2 separate regions of the Mus musculus genome follow, and region 2 is linked to region 1. A link is a loop called in an ENCODE intact Hi-C map of the cell type or tissue named here. Cell type or tissue: gastrocnemius. All regions are shown on one strand.

What was found. Peaks named below come from ENCODE experiments on the same cell type or tissue, not always from the same donor. Only the 100,000 strongest peaks of a DNase experiment are listed, where the experiment ranks them.
Region 2: a loop joins it to region 1, with 2.8 times the contacts of the local background. A loop is called at or near these places in 11 of 42 quality-filtered maps.

The regions. Positions count from the first base shown.
Region 1 is chr7:41,737,645-41,742,644 of GRCm38, forward strand. No RefSeq gene overlaps it. Among named protein-coding and RNA genes, the nearest start is that of Zfp788, 110 kb to the left of the region's middle. In gastrocnemius, no CTCF peak of the experiment used is centred here; a DNase peak (open chromatin) is centred at 2,413.
Region 2 is chr7:41,832,252-41,837,251 of GRCm38, forward strand. Vmn2r58 (vomeronasal 2, receptor 58) reads right to left here. Exons shown (of 6, transcript NM_001105055.1): 6 at 4,630-5,000. The coding sequence ends at 4,630. Among named protein-coding and RNA genes, the nearest start is that of Vmn2r58, 38 kb to the right of the region's middle. In gastrocnemius, no CTCF peak of the experiment used is centred here; no DNase peak of the experiment used is centred here.

The DNA.
Region 1 (5,000 bases):
GTTACTGTTGTAGAACAGTAGTATTTAGATTTTCCAAAGTCTATCTTTCCCTATCCAATCTCAGGTGTTTGGCTACCTAGGCATTGTCATATGAAGTGGGCCTCTATTTGAATCAGATAGTGGGTTGATATTTCCACACATTTTGAACCTCTACTGTACGTATGCTGAGGGCAGGTCACCATCTTAGACTGCAGCATTAAAAGCTGTGTTTCTTTTTTCTTTTTTCCTCTAGTAATACGCAGAATGCTCCTGAATACTGTGAAATCTAGTCAATGGTGGTAAAGGCTTTAAGTAGGTGCCAATATCAATTATCTATGCTCAATGAATTATGAGCTGCTGTCTTGAGCTATTGTGTAGAGCAACTGATTACCTTGACAATAACCTGAGTTGTAGGGATTCTCATGGATCCCCTTTGGCCAAAAATTATTTGCAACTCATTTGACAATAAAGCTCTCTTTTACTGACTAGAGATGTCCTTTTGGATTTTGGTTTTACCATTATTTTATCATTATTTAGGGATTCCAATTAAATTTTGTTATACACATACACATACACACAATACACATACAAACACACACACACATAAAACTTAGTAACTTCAACTGTATTTGTTTTCAAATACAATCCCTCAAATGATCTCTAGATTTAGCTCTTTATTCCCATATTCCCTTCTGTATTCACTTTTTCTTTCCATTCCTCATTTATTTCTTTCTATAACAGTCTTGCATCCCATCCATCCATAACTATACATTTTATTTCTGCTTCCTAGGGTAATTTTTCATACTCCCAGGGAATTATTTTATACATAACATCAGCGGCTATAGGTATTATTGCTTGTTGCATAAATACTTAACAGATAAATCCTCATGTAACTGAATAGACAACACTTTTATCTTTTTTGTCTGATTATCTCACTCAGGATAATTTTTTCTTCTAGCATCATTAATTTACCTTGTAAATTTCATAGCATGCATAAGATTCAAGATTCCCTCTAACTGTCCTGCTTCACTTCAATCAAAACAGTAAACTCAAGATCATATGATCATTCTCCAATGCAAAGATCTTCAGAAATCTGTGATGCAATGCACATAATCCCTAGGGAAATATCTGAAAATCACATTTCTGATATGACCCATTATGAATAAAATCACGTTCTTTAAATATTTTCATATATTATGCTAATTTGACATTTGGATTTCTTATGTAATTTCAATAATGAATGTCACCCATACAGATGAAGATTTTTAAACCTTAAAGAATGTGATAATTATCATTAACTCATCAAGACCAATATGTCTATGATATATAAACAGTATTAACAGAATGTTTGACACTTATTACATAGATTAATATCGAATCATGTCTTATGACAACTAAGAAAAGTAAAATTATGTCATGTAAATGCATTATTGATGTTAGTTGAATGATAAACTAGAGATATCTACATATACTTGATCTACTGAAACTAAACACATTGAAATGAAAAAAAATTGCCAGTTCTTGGCCAGGAGGTTCACCTTAGAAAAATTTTTTTATCAACATGCATGCAGTAAAATAATTCTTGTACAGAGTAGATGAATCCAGAGAACTAGGTGAAGAGAATTAAGGTAGGATATTGGATAGGAATAGAAAAAGGTAAATCAACCATGTATGACATCTAAGTCATTCATCAGATTGTATATTTAGACACGGAAAATTTTTATAAAAAAGTATTTCTTTTAAAAAAATTATTTCATTTTAACTTCCCATAATTTATTATTTTATTCTTGATCCGTCTATTGAGAATTCTCTGCTTAACTCTATATCCCATTTTTTAAAAAAATCTATCCCTCCATCTTTATTTCAACGTTTTTTTTTTTTTTTTTTTTTTTTGCCGTTTAACCTACTGGGCTTTTAAAGAAAGGTTTCTAAAGAAACAATGAAACTTTCATCAGGATTCAGCAACCATATCGGACATAAACTGAAATATACAGTCAGGGATTTGTTTCTCAATCCAGGGGAAGGGCGCCGGTGGGGGTGGGCGGGAGACCGAGGAATCCAGATTGTTAGGAGCCGAGTGTTTATCTAGGACATGTGCAGGGGGTGGGAGTGGAGAGGGGCGCATTAGGACCGTGACTTTGGTTCGTGTTCGAAATTCTTCCTAGTCCAAGTCAACAGAAAGCCACAGATGAACCGCTGCTCTGTCGCAACCCTCCTCACCGACAGGAACTCTCTGTATTGGACTGTAAGGTTTTGGTACAACAGGAACAATTTAGAGAGGGCATGCTGTTCTTTTGGAGTGCGACCCGAGCCTAAACCTTTCTGAGTCCCAAGCAGGGACAGAGAGTGGCCCAGCAGCCAGCGGCAGGCTGGAGGCAGGCGGCCTGGCCACCTTGCTGTGAACCCAGGGGTTAGAGCACAGCTCCTGACCCTGGAGATCCGCCCTCATCTAGCCCGGGGTCCTCCCAACCTCCACCACGGACACGTGACCAACCTCCCCAGAGCGAGCGAGTGCGCAGAAAGGCTTGCAGCAGAGCTGTGGTGGGCACGCAAGGCTCAAGCCAAGCCCTCTGACCTCGGTGCGCTGCAGTGGGGACTTAGACCATCGGGAGAGATCGGGTTGGGAGATAGTTGCCCACTCACCCACCCCCGCCAAGCATGGAAGGGCGCGTCTGGGTCCCCCTTATTCCATTTTGTAATTGGCATATTTTACTTGTTGGTACCTAATTTCTTGAGTTCTTTGTAAATTTTGGAGATTAGACCACTGTTGAATGTACGGTTGGTGAAGACCTTTTTCAATTCTCCACGCTGCTGTTTTATACTATTAATGATGTACTTAGCTTAGCAAAGCTTTTAAATGTCATGAGGTCAAATTTATTAATTGTTGATCTTAGTCCCTGGGCTATTGTTCTGTTCACCATGTTGTCTCTTGTACCAATGATGTCAAGGCAGTTCTCCAATTAATCTTCTATTATATTTACTGTGTCAGGTATTATGTCGAGTTCTTTGATCCATTTGTAGGTGAGTTATATGCAGGGTGATACATATGGCTTTATTAGTTTTCTCCTACATACAGACATCCAGTGAAACCAGCACCATTTGTTGAAGATGCTCCCGTTTTTACATTGTTTAGTTTTGACTTTGTCAAATATCAAGTGTCCTTAGATATAAAGGTTTAGTACTGAGTGTTTGATTCTATTCCACTGATCAAGTGTAGGTTTTTATGCTAACACCATGTAGTTTTTACTACTATTGCTCTGTAGTATAGCTTGGAATCAGGGATGGTGATACTTTTAGAAGTTCTTTTCCCATACAGGATTGTTTTACATACCCTGGGTCTTTTTTTCACATGAATTTGAGAACCAGTTTTTCAAGGTCTGTAAAAATTATTGTGAAATTTTGGTGGGAATTGCATTGAATCTACAGATTGCTTTTAACAAAACGTCTGTATTTACTATGTTAACCCTCCTGATCCACAATCAGGAGAAATCATCTTAATTTCTAAATATTCATCAATTTCTTTCTTCAACAAAGGCTTAATGTTCTTGTCATACTGGTCTTTCACTTGCTCACCTATAATTACAGCAAGATATTTTATATTCTTTGTGGCTTTTGTAAAGGGTTTTGTTTCCCTAATATTTTCCTAGCCTAGGTACTCTTTCTTTAAAAGACGGCTTTTTAAATTTTTTGACTTTATTTTGTTTAACCAGTTTTGTAAAGGTGTTTTTTAGCTGTAGAATTTCTGGATTCACATATGGATTTTATCATACCATCTGTGAATTGTCATTCTTTAACTTCTTCCATTCTAATTTTATCTCCCCTGATTTCCTTTAGTTTTCTTATTGCTCTAGCTAGAACTTCTGTAATTTTTCTCATGACAGCTCCCTCCAAGATGGCTGTCTATTTGAGACAGCTTTCTCTTGCTATAAAATATTTGTAAATACTATCTGGATATCTCATAGATTTTTTTGACCAAAGTGACAAAAGCTTCTATCAAAAAATTCATGGGTTTTCTAACCAAGTCAGAAATCTTGTTAGAGAAAACCAAATAACCGTATTTAATATGGGATACAGAGCTAAAAAAAAGAATTCTCAGCTGAGGAATACTGAATGGCTGAGAAGCACCCAAAGAAAAGTTCAACATCCTTAGTAATCAGGGAAATGCAAATCAAATCAAAGCAACCCTGAGGTACCACCTCATACCAGTGAAAATGGCTAAGATCAAAACTCATGTGACAGCAGATGCTGGCGAAGTTGTGGAGAAAGAGGACCCTTCCAGACTTCTTATCAGAGACTATGAAAGCCAGAAGATTATGGACAGATGTCATACAAAGGCTAAGAGAACACAAATGCCAGCCGAGGTTACTATACCCAACAAAACATTCAATAACCTTAAATGGAGAAAACAAAGTATTCCATATAAAACAACTTTACACAATATCTTTCCATGAAACTAGCTCTTCAAAGACTAATAAAGAGAAAACTCCAAGACAAATTAGGGAAACTACAACCTAGAAAAAGCAAGAAAGTAATCTTTCAACAAACCTTAAAGAAGATAGCCAAATGATTAGAATTCCAGTTCTAACAACAAAAATAACAGGAAGCAAAAATTACTTTTCTCTTACCATCAGTCAATTCCCTAATAAAAAGACATAGACTAAAATTCTGGCTATTTAAAGAGAACCCAACATTTTGCTGCATACAGGAAACTCACCTCAGGGATAAATAGAGATACTGCCTTAGATTAAAAGGCTGGAAAATAATTTTCCAAGAAAATGGTCCCAAAAAACAATCTATAATACTCATTGTAATATCGAATAAAATCAACTTTCAACCAAAAGTTATCAAAAAAGATAAGGAGGGACACTTCATACACATCAAAGAAAAAATTTACCAAGATGAACTATCAATTCTGAATATCTATGCTCCAAATGCAAGGGCATCCACATTCATTAAAGAAATTTTACCAAAGCTCAAAACACATATTGCATAGCACACAATAATAGTGGGAGATTTCAACA
Region 2 (5,000 bases), 95 kb after region 1:
CCCTCCTGATTCATAATCAGGGGAAATCATCCCAATTTCTAAATATTTATCAATTTCTTTCTTCTTCAAAGGCTTAATGTTCTTGTCATACTAGCCTTTCACTTGCTCACCTTTAATTACAGCAAGATATTTTATATTATTTGTGGCTATTGTAAAGGTTGTTGTTTCCCTAATATTTTCTTAGACAATGTACTGTTTGTTTAAAAGAGGGCTTTTAAAATTTTTGACGTTGTTTTATTTAACCAGTTTTGTAAAGATGTTTTTCAGCTGTAGAATTTCTTTGGTAGAATTTCTGGGTTCACACATGTATTTTATCATACCATCTGTGAATTGTCATTATTTAACTTCTTCCATTCTAGTTTGTAGTTCCCTTTATTTCTTTTAGTTTTCTTATTGGTCTAGCTAGAACTTCATGTACTATATTGAGTAAATATGTAGACAGTGTAAAGCCCTGTTTTGTATCTAATTTCAATGGAATTTTTAATAAATTAAAAAAATAGTTTCTCTCCACTAATTTAATCTTGGCTGGAGTCTTACTTTATATTGTGTTTCCTATGGTCAGTGACTCACCTTGGATCCTGGACTTTTCCAAGGCTTCTGACATAAAGGGGTTTTGGATTTTGATAAAGAATTTAACAGCATCTAGTGAGATAATAAAGTGAATTTTTTTCAGTTTATATATGGTAGAATACCTTTACAACTTCTTATATATTGAACCTTCCCTGCATCCCTGAGATGAATCCTATATGATGATGATGGATGATGTTTGTGTTGCCATCTTGTACCCAGTTTGTGAATATTTTAATGAGTATTTTGACATCAAAGTACATTAGAGAAAGTAGTCAGAATTTCCCTTTCCTTGTTAAGTCTTTGTGTGACTTAGGTATTGATGTGACTGTGGCCTCATAGAATGGGTGTGGCAATGTTACTTCTGTTTCTATTCAATGGAATTGTTTGAGGAGTATTGGTCTTAGCTCTTCTTTGAAAGTTTGGTCGAATGCTGTGCTAAAACCATCTTGTCCTGGGCCTTTTTGTTTGGTAAACTTTTAATCACTACTCATATTTTCTTAGAGGTTATAGAAATGACTAAATGAGTTCCTGGACCTTGATTTAATTTTGGCAAGTGGTGTCTCTCTAGAAAGTTATCCATTTTGTGTGAATTTTCAGATTTTGTGGAGTGAATGCTTTTGGAGTAGCACTTAATTATTCTTGGTATTGCCTCAGTGTTTGATAAAAAGCCAGCCTTGGCTTGAAGAGGGGTTGTTGGAGAAGGGGTATCTGAGATTACCAAAACTTATGATATGAGAGTCAAATCATAAATTCCAAGCTGATACATTATCTTCTGCTTGATATTGCTCACTAGACAGCCTTCTATATATAGCTCTTCTGTCTGTAGTTTTTCTCATGACAACTCCATCCAAGATGGCTGTCTATTTGAGACAGCTTTCTCTTGCTATAAAATATTTGTAAATACTATATGGATATCTCAAAGTTTTTTTTTGACCAAAGTGACAAAAGCTTGTATCAACATATTCATGGGTTTTCTAACCAAGTCAGAAATATTGTTAGAGAATATCAAGTAACATTACTTAATATGGGATACAGAGCTAAAAAAATGAATTTTCAGCTGAGGAATACTGAATGGCTGTGAAGCACCTAAAGAAAAGTTCAACATTCTTAGTAATCATGGAAATGCAAATCAAATCAAAGCAACCCTGAGGTACCACCTCATACCAGTGAGAATGGCTAAGATCAAAACTCATGTGACAGCAGATGGTGGTGAGGTTGTGGAGAAAGAGGACAACTACAGACTTCTTATCAGAGACTATGAAAGCCAGAAGATTATGGACAGATGTCATACAGAGGCTAAGAGAACACAAATGCCAGCCGAGGTTACTATACCCAACAAAACATTCAATAACCTTAGATGGAGAAAACAAAGTATTCCATAAAAAACAAATTTACACAATATCTTTCCATGAAACTAGCTCTTCAAAGACTAATAAAGGGAAAACTCCAAGACATGTTAGGGAAACTACAACCTAGAAAAAGCAAGAAAGTAATCTTTCAACAAACCTTAAAGAAGATAGCCAAATGATTAGAATTCCAGTTCTAACAACAAAAATAACAGGAAGCAAAAATTACTTTTCTCTTACCATCAGTCAATTCCCTAACAAAAAGACATAGACTAACATTCTGGCTATTTAAAGAGAACCCAACATTTTGCTGCATACAGGAAACTCACCTCAGGGATAAAGAGAGACACTGCCTTAGATTAAAAGGCTGGAAAACAATTTTCCAAGAAAATGGTCCCAAAAAACAATCTATAATACTCATTGTAATATTGAATAAAATCAGCTTTCAACCAAAAGTTATCAAAAAAGATAAGGAGGGACACTTCGTATACATCAAAGGAAAATTTACCAACATGAACTATCAATTCTGAATATATATGCTCCAAATGCAAGGGCATCCACATTCATTAAAGAAACTTTACCAAAGCTCAAAACACATATTGCAAGGCACACAATAATAGCGGGAGATTTCAACACACCACAAACATCAATGGACTGATCATGGAAACAGAAACTAAACAGAGACAAAGTGAACCTAACAGAAATGATTAAATGAATGGTTTTTAACAGCTTTCTATAGAACATTTTATCCTAAAACAAAAGGATATATCTTTTTCTCAGCACCTCATGGTACCTTCTCCAAAAGTGACCATATAATCTGTCACAAAACATTCCCCAAAAGATACAAATCTATTGAAATAATCCCATACATCCTATCAAATCACCACCGACTATTGCTGATCATCAATAACAACATAAATAATACAAAGCCCCCACACACATGGAAGTAAAATAACACTCTATTGAATGATAACTTGATGAAGTCAGAAGTAAAGAAAGAAATTAAAGACGTTTTAGAGTTTAATGAAAATGAAGCCACAGCATATCCTAATTTATGGGACACAATGAAAGCAATTCTATGAGGAAAACTCATAGCTTTGAGTGCCTCCAAAAAGAACCTGGAGAGAGCATCCACTAGCAGCTTGACAGCACACCTAAAAGCTCTAGAAGAAAAGGAAGCAAATTCACCCAAGAAGAGTAGCCAGCTGGAAATAATCAAACTCAGAATTGAAATCAACTAAGTGGAAACAAAAAGAACTATACAAAGAATGAACAAAACCTTTCAAGAATACCAATAAAATGGATAAACACTTTGCCAGACTAACTGGAGGGCATGGGGACAGTATTCTAATTAACAAAATCAGTAATGAGAAGGGAGATATAACAGAATCTGAGGAAATCCAAAAAAATCATCAGAACCTACTACAAAATTCTATAGTCATCACAACTGGAAAACCTGTATATAATAGACAATTTCTATACTGATACCACATATAAAAGTTAAATCAGGATCTGATTAATGATCTAAACGATTCCATATTTCCTAAAGAAATAGAAACTGTCATTAATAGTCTCCCAACCAAAGAAAGCCCTTGGTTTAGTGCAGAGTTTTATCAGATCTTAAAAGAAGACCTAATTCCAATTCTCCTCAAACTGTTCCATAAAATAGAAACCGAATGTACTCTACTCATTTCATTCTAAGAAGCTACAGTACTCTGATACCTAAACCACATAAAGACGCAACAAAAAAAAAGAGAACATCAGACCAATTTCCCTTATGAATATCAATGCAACAATACTCAATAAAATTCTCACAAACACAAGCCAAGAACACATCAACACGATCATCCATCATGATCCAGTAGGCTTTATCCTAGGGATACAGGGATGGTTTAATATATGGAAATCCATAAATGTAATCCAGTATATAAACAAATTCAAAGACAAAAATCACATGATCATGTCATTAGATGTTGAGAAATCATTTGACAAAATCCAACACCTATTCATGATAAAAGTGCAGTGTAACCATAAAAGCCCATGAAACATCTGATCAGTCACTCACATCCTTTTCACAAGCTCTAAGTTTCTACACAAATGCAAGTTCCAACTCAGTCACCGTTTGTAGTTGTCCAGAGTAAGTTGATAGATTTTCTCTCATGTAATAAAATGATTATATATTAAAATAGAAGGAAGTTCTGTTGTCATTTGAAACCACTGCATGTTATTTCTGATCACTAGAAATAAGAACTTCTTAAATTGAATCTTAGAGACAGTTTGATCTAATATTGTTCACTTTACATTGTAGAATATAATAGAATATCCTAGAGTCCAAAATCAAATAAATCAATCACATGATTTGTTTTTAAATGAAAGAAGGACAAAATGACTGAACATTGTTACACATCTTCAACAGCAGCACATTGTATACAGAAAAAGTACTTTATACCCATCAGGTTATGCCACACTAATATAATCACGGGACAAAAGCCCAACAAGAGACTCTACTAAAACAATGTTACAAAAACCATTTAATGTATCTAAAACATGAAAGAAAACTAATCATTTTATTACAGAGAGTTTAACACAATAACAAAAAGAACTATGAGCATACACAATCACATGCTATAATACCAGAATAAGACATTTAGAATGCTGTGACACTGGTGTAAACCATAATATTTAATTTACAATCATAGATAAGTTTTAATTTTTAAGTAAATAAATTGATGTTCCTCCTTGAATGTTTTTTGTGCCTGACATTGTGACAGGAGTTTTTTTCAGGCCTTAACAAAATGATGTAGCACTTGGGGGCAAAAATCAATATAAAGAGTGCTACACTGGAAGCTAAAATGGAGAACACTTCCATAACTACCATGACTTTCCCCTTACTGCTATGGTAGACAGGGAGGAAAGTGATCCAAACACAGAAGAATACCTGCATGCTGAATGACAGGAACTTGGCTTCATTGAATGTGTCAGGCAAATTCCTGGACAAGAAGGCCATGGTGTAGCTACCAAGTGCTAAGGAGCAGAGGTATCCCAGTACAGTGTGGAAGGCAACTGTTGAACCCATGTTGCATA